Linked DNA regions of Homo sapiens: all the other regions are linked to region 1. Evidence: chromatin contacts called from ENCODE Hi-C or POLR2A ChIA-PET data. All regions are on one chromosome and are shown on one strand. The core of a region is the stretch at or near the end of the contact, and the rest is flanking DNA. Distances in the headings are between cores, read along the strand shown.

Region 1 (3,320 bases), core at 472-2,971:
CAGAGGCTGCCCTGGAATGTGTTCAGGAGAGCCACCTACAAGGATGGAATCCTAGTCAAAATTGGATCTCAGCAGAGGTAGACCCGTCCTGTCCAGGAAAGTAAGAAGCACCTGAGTGGAGTGTTTAGCCAGACATTTCTTCTCCCCTCTGCTAGAAGCCACGGTTGTGCTTCCCATTTACACTTTCAGTGCTTCATGTGCAGATGACTTTTAATTACCCTTTATGGTTCAGGAGGTTAGCACAGTTAAACAGCAGTAGAGGAACCCCATGCAGTAGGGTTCCCATAGCCTCCTGTTGTGTTTGGATTACCTCCAGAAAAGCTTGATTTGATCCCAGCATTGTAATGCATCACAGACTTGGTCCAGATCAAATTGCTAAAATGCAAATGTATTGGTTTTTACAGCAGACCCACTTTGGGTTAAGCTGTTTGTGTCCCACCGGTAGAATCTAGCCACATCTCTATTTATTTTTGACTTCAGTGCAAAGTGTCTTTACAGTCTATTCTAGAGAACCCCTTTTAATAAAAAAAGAAATACTCAGATCTGGCAGGTTATTCTTATGGAGGTAAAGCCTGAACTGCTCAGTGTTACTGTAAACAATTTCCTCTTAATGTCCAAGCAATTGGGTAAGACACTCATCTGCTCTCTTAGCCTGGAAACATTCTTTATCCTAGGCAGCTGGTGCCTCAACCCCAGTACTCAGGGAATCCACTCAGTTTGCCCTTGCAACAAAAAATAGCACTCAGTGAATATGGAGGCAAAGTATTTTCTCTGATTTCATGCATTTTTCAAATCCCTATCAGAAGGGCATCTTCCCAGAGCATCAAGCTGACCTGATGGCCAACTGTGTGAGTCTCTCACTTGAGTGTCTTCCTTGGGTGAAAGCTCTGTTTTAAACATATTTTAGTTCATCTCCCTAAACATGCATGGAGCACTTATGGGCACTCTTTGGCTATAGGAGGTGTTGATTTTGTCCTTAAGCCTTGGAGTTTTATCATCTCTACTAGCAGTATCATAGATACTAGCTCATGAAAGATAAAATAGGACAAAGTGCTATTTTTTTTTGTTGCAGAGATGTTACTGAAGTTCAAAAACCTTTGCCTGCTGGAGGAATCAGAGAATGCTTTCTACATAAGTAGAAATTCCCATGAATTCTGTGATTGGCAATCTGTAGCCCACCTTTTGTGACAAATGCCTATTTAACCATGATACTTTCTCTTAGGGTTTTAAGGATCCCAGTACAAGTATTGCTAGTTTTAGGAGGAGTGGAGAAACTCACTCTTTGCTTTTTAAGTATTAGTTTAGAAAAACTTGAAAAGATCAACTTTACCATTGTGTTCCCTGGCTTTTAGAAATGCATAAAGGGGGAGGTGGCTCTGATTTTTAAATTTCAGAGTGATTTGCCAACTTTGCTTCAGTAACTTGAAGCACCCCACAGCACTGAGCAGTTGGCAGAGCATATCAGAATAACAGGCTTAGCTGAAGGTGACCAAAACAGGGAATAGCATGCAAATGCCAAGAAGATCTCTCACTGTGCTCTCTCTCTCTTTTTATTCAAATTTCACATCTGTGCTCTATTTTTAAACATTTATTCTTTAAGTGATAACGCATGTTTTACCAAGCCTCTTATTGGATTAGACATGTTTGAAATCCCTTCAACTTTAACCTGTTCATTACCGCCTCAGAGAACATTCAGATCCACCACCAAAGTAGAGTGTGTACAGGAGAAACTTCCCAAGATGTTGGCCACCAGGGAGCCATTAGGCTTTGTGGGGAGGAATCCAGCTGTTAGACTGTGTGGATTTTGGGAGTTATTAGACTGACATTGCTTCAGTGAGGCTTAGGAGTGGGTATAATGTGTGCAGAGACCTTGCTTTTCATCATTGTTTTTCTATTCACATTTTAGAATGTGAGGAACCAACAGTTTTTGAGCTCTTATTGTATACTTGGCATTGGGCTAGGGATTTTAAATATATTATCTCATTTAATCCTCATGACAACCCTAAAAACCAGATGTTAATAATTCTGTTTTACAGATGAGGAAACTTGGGTTCAGGAACTATGCAGAGATGCCACAGCTGGTAAGGGGTGGAACCAGAGCCCAAATGGGACTCACATTGAAGCTTTTCCATGCTCTTCCCAGGAGCTATCCCTGAATTGGTGCAATACTTCAGTTAGGTCTTAGCCCCTGTAAACTTGAGGCTAAAAAGCAGAATAAAGAAGGCTTTATTCTGTGACCCTGAGCAACCACTCCCCACCCCTCCTGACCCTTCTCGCCTGGCCCCTGCTGGCTCCCGCCATGACCTGAGGCCACCATGTGCAGGCTGGGAAGGGCGACTTATCTCTTCCTGCATCACCAGACATCACCGGTTGCCACTAGGGGAGAAGGCTGCAGGCTCAATCAAGTGTGCTGTCATTTTGGTTTTCTTGCAAGAAATGTTGGCACTTACCTCCTGCAGCCTTTGTGTTTCATTCTCAAGGTATCTGTTGGAAAGCCTTTTTCTCTTTAGTTTTACATTTTCTTTTTCATCATTTAACATATAAAACCAGGTTTTTCCTGGTCCCTTTCTCTCTCTCCCTCCGTTCCTTCCTCTCATCATATAATTAAAAGTCCTTTCAGCCTGTCTTCACCTTATCATTTCAAATACATTGAAAAAAGATCCCACTTCCTGCCCTTGTGTCCTCCTGATGCTGGATTTCAAAATGAAAGAAAAGCCCCTTTTCACTTCCTTTTTGCTTCATACTGCCCCTTGAAAAGCTGTGTTAAAGTGATATTGATTTTGTCATTGATCACCATTGTGGTGCACACCAGGTCTGTCCTTTCCTGGCTTCAGAACTTCTTCTTTTTCAGCTTTTTCAAATAATAGTATCAGGATTTTTTTCCTGAAAATTAAGGAAAAGGATTTTTCACCCTCTCCTCTCATGATTACAGGAAGACATTTATCAGACTTGGAATTTAAAATTTCCAGTAGTTTGCCTTTAATCTTTCTCAACTTTATATTCTTTTGGGGAAGATGTCACTTTCTTCTTTTGATTCTCTGCAACACACTAAAAGTTCCAGAATCTCCCTTGTTTATTGTTTTTTTTCAATGTTACCCCTTAATAATGCACTAGATTAAAAGGTAATAAGGATTTGATTTTGTAGCATTCTTTCTATGTAAATGAGCTTTTCCATAGTTGAAAGCATAGAGATACATCTTTTATCATAGAAATAATATTTGCTCATAATAGAAACTTCAAAAAATGTAAATAAAAAACTAAAGTTACCCATAATCCCACTACTCAGAAATAACTGTCACTAAGATTTATAGTTTCCTACA
Region 2 (3,320 bases), core at 261-2,760, 120 kb after region 1:
GCGTTGCTGTTAACACTAGCTGCTTGACTTCAGATAACTTTAGGACTCTCCCTGCCTCCTTTTTCTGTCTGCAACATGGAAGTAATCGTTCCATCAGAGTGGTTATAAAAAAATCAAGCAATTATCTTGGGATATGGGAAGGATTGTGCAAACAAGTAGTGATGGTGTAGATGGGAATGAATTCAGTTTAGCTTCTAAAGTCTCAAAGAATCTAGACCAGTTACAACCCACCCTGCTAGTCCATGCCAGCCTTCGGAAGCCAGTGTCTAAATTTATCCCAATTCTCACTGTTTCAGGTCAGTGTGGGAAATCCTCTGAGGTCAATGATTGAGGTAATTGGCTTGCCGTATCTTGACAAAGTCTCTGTTAAATGACATAATTGGTTTTAATTATGTAATTACGGCACTTAAAATGTGGGGGTGAAAGGTTACTATTATATTTAGAAGTGAGATCCCCAAATGAAGCAAGGGTGTTTAAGCCAAGGTGTCTTCGAATTTCTCATTTTATTTTTTCAGAAGGAAGCCAGAGGAGGCTGGCCTTGGCCCTGGTGATTTGGGGATGATTATCTTGCATGAGGTAGTGCCGGGGCTGATCGCGGCATCATAGGAACCTTTGTAAAGAGAAGGAAAGGGCTTCCTTAAAGACCTCTTTGTGATCTGAAGTTAATGAGCAGTGGGAACTCAACTGTCAGCAATTGAATCTGATTGGGCAGGGTAATTATATGATTGCCTCTGGTGTTTGCACATGCACGGGGATATTTTTATTGTAAAAAACCTAATTGCTTACTTACTTGGTGGAGGGAAAACCTAAACAAATTTGTGTTGTCATAGGTTAAGAAGCTATCCTTTCTTTGTCTCTAAAAACGCCGCTTGCTCTGCTTCTTAGAAGTGAGGGTTTTGTTTCTTTTCGATTTCAGTCAAGGATGTTGTTTGTAGGACTTGGATCATATGATAATATTAAAACAGAAAGCTACTTTGGACTACGTGTCTTTGGTCAAATGACCACATGCTTACTACCCAGTCTTAAGCCATCCTCTCCAGTGGTCTCTTTCGTAATGCAAAGGTAGCTAGAGTCCTGGGCAATATTCAAGCTGCTGGGACTTTCCCAGCCTTTAGGGGGTTTTTTGTTTTGTTTTTTTTTCCCCCACATGGAGGCTCCTGACAAGATTGGCTTCATAAGCTATCTGGTTTCCCCTAGTTGCATCAGGCAAGTGGGAGGTATCATGTCTGCGATAGCCTTTTAGACGTCAACACCAAGGGTAAGAAGAACAAAGCGCTCCCTCTGCAATTTCTCAGGGACTTGGAGGAAAGGAAGGGGCAAAGTGGGCTCCCGTATTGTGATACCAAACTGTGATCCACCTTCTTGTCTGTTTCAACAGTCTCCATGAGGATGGCATCTCCCTTACCCCGATGCTGGTGTGCAGAAAGGATTGCTGCAATTGGGTCTATTCCGTAGCAGTTCAACTCTGCATTATTGTTTTTTTTTTCTCTCTTCTTATAGAAAAAAAAAAAAAAAACACACTATTTTCTAAGTTCTTTAGTTTCCTGAGATCCCACTGGCAGAAGTCAAAATGCAACTGGATTGTGGGCATTGGAGGAGCACCAGTTCCTCCTGTAATCAGGGCTGCAGACTCCAAATCTGGGTGCTCTGGTTGGATGTAGGATTACAGGCTGCAGAATGGCTGAGAACAAAGGACTTTCAGCCCTTCGGACCAGCCAAAGATTCTCAGGAATCTCGCACGTGCTGACCCACCCCAGTCTTGGCTGGCTAACTCCATGGGTTCTCCAGGCTCAGCGTTACATGTCACTTCTTCCCAGGAAGCCTTCCCTGACCACTCACCCCCAGTCTGGGTTGGCTGCCTTTGCTTTGTGCTCCATGGCACCCTCTAGGTTTCCTTACCCGCTGTCCTGTAACTGCCTGTCTGGTCTTTCTCCCACATACCCCATAAGCTCCATGGGGGCAGGGTCTGTGTTCCTATTTGTCACTACGATATCTCCAGAGCCTGGCACCATGCTTAATGAATGTGTGTAGAATGACTGAATGAGGAGAGGAATGGTTGCTGGGTGTCCTAGGAACTGTGGTATGTGCTGTCCTGGTTTCCCTGCCCTTGCTGTTAATACTGCTTTCTTGTTGCTTATAATTTTCATAATTTTCATTGTCCCAGATGATCCAGCTCTGTCGGAGGCACGTAGGCACAGCCAAATCTCATGCTGTACATTGATCACCTGTCCAACCTTTGCCTAGAGTGGGAGCCCCCAGTTCCTTCGAGATCCAACATTACCTGTCTGTAAAGAAGAAGAGGAGGAGGGAGACAGCGGGGAGGATCCGGTGGCAGTTTAACACCAGAGCAGGTCCAATGTTTACTTTTACCCTTTTGGAGGTGGGTAACGGCAAATGCTGGGTGCTGGGTTTCAGAGAGACTCTGCATAATGAGCTTGGATTTGGGGGCTCACATGTACTTTACATTTTGCTAGAGTGTAGGAGTTGCTATTTTTGTATTTAATTCACAGCCAGACTGTTCCATGATTCCCACCAGTGTAGAACAATAATCTAGGTCCATCATCCACATGATGTAAATTGTTGTGTCAGCCTCATGGTGGCCACACAGTGTTGTTTGGATCTTGCTACATGGACAGAGAGGAAGGTTGGTCATTGGTTGCTACTTAATGACTATTACATTTACTATTTGCTTTCCAAGGCCTATGATTTTCAACACTTTTTCTTGTTTTGATTTTGTGGCTTTTGATGTTTTGAATCTTCCTCTACCCCCTAGCCCAGCCCAGTTGACTTCTTAGACCATGAGATCCAGAGTAACTACTGAATGAATAGATGAGATTTCACTAGCCCTATATGATTTTGGATATACCTAACCAGCTCCTTCCCTAAGCAGAATATGAACCTGTGACTTTTCAGGCTTCAGGCCAGAGAGCTTCCTACTGAACCCCTAAACCCCAAGCCATCACGGAGTTTGGACTATCTGTTGTTGATTGGCCTGCAATCATGATTTCTGAGTAGATGGACATTGGTACATGGAAACCGAAGCCTCACATGTGGCAGAAAAGAATAAACCCACAGAGACCATAGGGCATTGGCCTTATGCTTCTTGTGCAACCGTCTGTACTCAACTCTCCTGGGTCTGACTTTTATTCTCATCTGTTGGCTCTGAGTCTGTATTTACTCTGCATTCTTGAGTTGCATTTTTGCTTTGGCATAATAAGTACCTAAGTTGGAATCTTTGGGGGTTCCTCCTAGGAAGAGAGTTTGAATCTACTTGCTTTTACAGTAGATATGTTCATCAATGTTGTACACTTTGAACCAAA
Region 3 (3,320 bases), core at 545-3,044, 65 kb after region 1:
TGCAGCCCTGTTGACACCTGGTGATTTTGGCCTCATGAAACTCAGCAGAGAATGAACTGAGCCGTGTTGTGCCAAAATTCTGACCTACGGAACTGTGAGATAATAAATAGATATTTTTTAAAGTCACTAAGTGTGTGGTAATGTGTTAGGATAGCAGTAGAAAACTAATGCACAGACGAGTTGAACCAACATCTGTGTGTGAGACTTGGCCCACAGGACAAGCTGGTGCATTTTTTACTTTCTAGCAACTGGAGCAGGGTAAGGGCCCAATGTTATAATATGAAGAAGACCAGCTTGCATTTTCTAGGTGCTTACCTCATTTTAGGTGCTGTGCACGGTACTTTATGTGCATTTCTTACCTTGTTCTTCACAACAGCCCTACAAGGATTTATGCTTTTATTGTTATTATCCCTGTTTTATAGGTGAGGGACCTGATTGAGGCTCACAGAGGTTAGCTACCTGGGCAGGTGTCACATGGCTTATTAATGGCAGGGCTGGGACTCAAACCCATGTCTGTGGGACATCATACCCAAGTCTGTGCACATAAGTGCTGTACTTCACAGTGCACCACGACCCCAATTAAATATGAAGCTAATATGTTTCCATATACAAAATTGCTGATATTTAAACTCCTGCTAAACACTCACAACTAAGAATGCCTTTCATCACATAAAGCCCTTTAACCTTGTTTTAATGCCCTTGGAATACTACACCACTAGGTGCTGAGCAAGGAGAAAAAAAATCAAATTTGGATGGTCAAGGAAATAGGAGACTCCCACGCCACCCCCGCCCCACCCCCCAGGTTCTGCAAGCCAAAGCTCAGAGCACACTCTTACATTTCTCTTCAAATCCTTGGAGGTCTCACTTGCTCTAGATTGTGTCAAAGATTGTGCCCCTTCCCTGCACCAGGCACTCAATTCCAGGGGTGGAAGTTGTGATGGAGACATTTTTATAACTTGGACATAAAGATCAGGAGCCAAAAGGAATATCAGGTGGAACAAATGCTATTGCTTACATTTTATCTGGAGGTGGGGGTGCGGGTTGATGTGCCAATTTGCTCTCAGTTGCATGTACAGAAATTGTGACCTCAAATTCAGCCAATGGAAAGTCTGAGTATGAACATTCACATTGTTCAGACATTTAACAAATATGAACTGAGCTTCCATAATGTGATGGGGTTTGCATGAGAAGCTAATGATGCAGTAATGAATAAGGTGAGTTCCATACTCATAGATCTTCCAGGCTCCATTACTCCAGGCTAATGAAGGAAGCACAGAAAAGCAAGCAATTTCAGGATAGTATAATAAGTGCTGTAGTGGAGGAGGCACTAGATGCCTAGAGCAAATATGGGAGAGACGCCATACCGAGATTCAGAAGCCAGAAGTAGTGACCCTTGAGCTGTGGCCTCACGGATAAGTAGGAGTTGGCCAGGTACAGAGGCGGCAGAGGAGAATAGCCCAGCCCCAGGGGATGTCATGATGTAGATCTGATCTGGGAGCCTACCTATGTCCATAAATACATCTGGAGTATAGGAGGCAAACAGGCTATCGGTTGAGACTGAGGTCAGAAAGCCTTTCTGCTAGTTTTTTGAAGAGATTGAACTTAATTATAAGGGGACTTGGAAACCATTGAAAGAAAAGGCTGAGCAGTGGCATGGACGGATGTGGGTGCTTTAGAAGGACCCCTCTGGTGGAAGAGCCAAGAATTGATGGAGGGGAGTGAGTGGAGCACAGAGACTATTGGGACCTGAGAGAGGTGGTAGGGGGTAGAAAGGAAGGGTGGGGAGATCAGGGATGGGGAAAAGCAGCGGGATTCCAGAGCTATCTGAGGAGGAGGGGCCACGGGGTTTGTTCGTCTGGTGGAGGGAGAGAAGGGAGCCCAGGATGACAGACAGCCAGGCCTGATTTGGCCAAATCATCATGCAAATATTATTCTGGGCTGACAGGCCCAAGTTGCAGTCAGCAGAGGCAACACGGGCTTATAATTTGCCATTTGTGAATGTCCTGAGGACTGGAGAATCAGCTAGGAAGCAAATCTTCCTTCTGCTGCATAAGACAGCCAAAAGCACCTCTGAGGATAGGCATCTCAGGGATTTCAGAGCAGGTAACGCCTTTTGGTTGTTTTGAATATGCTGACAGAAGAACAAAAGCTTTCAGGAAAACAAAGCCCAACCCCTTAATGAAACAGGAAAGGATATACAGTTTCAAATGCTTGCTTGCTTTCCTTGTTTTCTGAGAAGAAAGATGCCTTGCCTGTTGAAGGTGGCAGATGCAGGTTGCTCTGTGGGCCTCGGGAAGGTTCACTGCAGCTGTCACCTGCCCAACCCACGTGTCCTGAGGCACTGTGACATCTTGACAGGTGTCCTGACTCTTGGCCTTGACATGTCCTGTCACGCCTGCCTGTCAGCTGGGACTGGGCTTGGGGAAGAGCTTGTGGGCCTGGGGCCTGGTAGTACTTGCTTAGTTAAACATCTGTGGCTGCTATTTCCCTGTCACAGGCTGGCAAGTCAGAACTACTCAGATTCACTTGCACAGCAATGGTCCTTCAGTCTTCTGATTATGTGGCTCTGCAACAGGGAGAGGGAGATATTCATGAGCAAGTGTGCAAAATGCATTTAATGCCTGCTAATGGTGTACAGCCATCCATTGCTTTGGTCTGCCCAGTGTCTGTCTCCCTATCTTTTGATACCAGGGGCCAAGTTTCTCTGGGGAATTCCTTTCAGTTTTTGCAGTTCTGGGACAGTTACCCTTCACCCAGCACTATGTCAATATGGGCACATGACTCAAGCCAGCCAATCAGAGTTCACTTTCCCTAGACTTGGTCACTCAGAGGGAGCTATCCCTTAGGCCACAGTGATTGGTTCAGAAATGGGCACATAATCAAACTAGACCAATGAGTCTCAGTTCTGAAATTTTGAGTTAAGATTGCTTGGAAAAAGAACTGTTTACTCTATGGAAATAGAAGCTGGAGTGATGAAATTTGGGGTACCGGGAGCGACAGGGCCATAGTGAGAAGAGAACCCTACCTGAAAATGAAGTCAGAAGGAAAAGGAAAGTAGACAAGAATGATGGAGAGAGAGGCAGAGACAGATCCCTGAAGACATCATTTAAGATCCCGAATTCACCTGTGCCCAAAGCCAGACTAGTCCTGAATGATTTAGTTACAAGAACTAATAAATGCCTTTTTCCATAAGTCAGTTTGAGGCCAGATGAATAGAAATTGCATCCCTTATTGAGTCCTGGCTCAAGTCAATTTAGCAAGCATTTGTTAAGATCCACGGTGGGAGCTATACCTCAGAGCTCCAGGGAGCACAGGAGGTG

Evidence for each region. Hi-C counts contacts between places; a loop is a spot of excess contacts on that map. ChIA-PET counts read pairs that join two places held with the same protein, here RNA polymerase II (POLR2A). Pooled maps may share reads with other maps.
Region 2: a map with no recorded cell type shows a loop between it and region 1 (2.1-fold over the local background). The contact joins the promoter of ERC2-AS1 here to the enhancer-like site in region 1. A Hi-C loop is called at or near these places in 2 of 37 single-sample maps with no recorded cell type and 2 of 50 pooled maps.
Region 3: a map with no recorded cell type shows a loop between it and region 1 (2.6-fold over the local background). The contact joins the promoter of ERC2-IT1 here to the enhancer-like site in region 1. A Hi-C loop is called at or near these places in 7 of 37 single-sample maps with no recorded cell type and 3 of 50 pooled maps. POLR2A ChIA-PET finds 5 or more read pairs at or near these places in 1 of 52 experiments (WTC11).

What each region holds. Positions count from the first base shown.
Region 1 is chr3:55,723,257-55,726,576 of GRCh38, reverse strand. The region is part of intron 15 of ERC2 (ELKS/RAB6-interacting/CAST family member 2); the gene reads left to right. Among named protein-coding and RNA genes, the nearest start is that of ERC2-IT1, 65 kb to the right of the region's middle. Within about 2 kb of position 1,721, at least 2 of the 41 ENCODE cell types and tissues checked have a DNase peak (open chromatin) inside an H3K27ac peak, as active enhancers do.
Region 2 is chr3:55,605,811-55,609,130 of GRCh38, reverse strand. It overlaps ERC2-AS1 (ERC2 antisense RNA 1), which reads right to left and starts at 1,510. Exons shown (of 3, transcript XR_007095922.1): 1 at 1-1,510. All of the region lies in intron 17 of ERC2 (ELKS/RAB6-interacting/CAST family member 2), which reads left to right. RefSeq lists an enhancer at 1,028-1,267.
Region 3 is chr3:55,657,943-55,661,262 of GRCh38, reverse strand. It overlaps ERC2-IT1 (ERC2 intronic transcript 1), which reads left to right and starts at 1,794. Exons shown (of 1, transcript NR_024615.1): 1 at 1,794-3,320. The region is part of intron 17 of ERC2 (ELKS/RAB6-interacting/CAST family member 2); the gene reads left to right. RefSeq lists enhancers at 2,280-2,399, 2,440-2,639.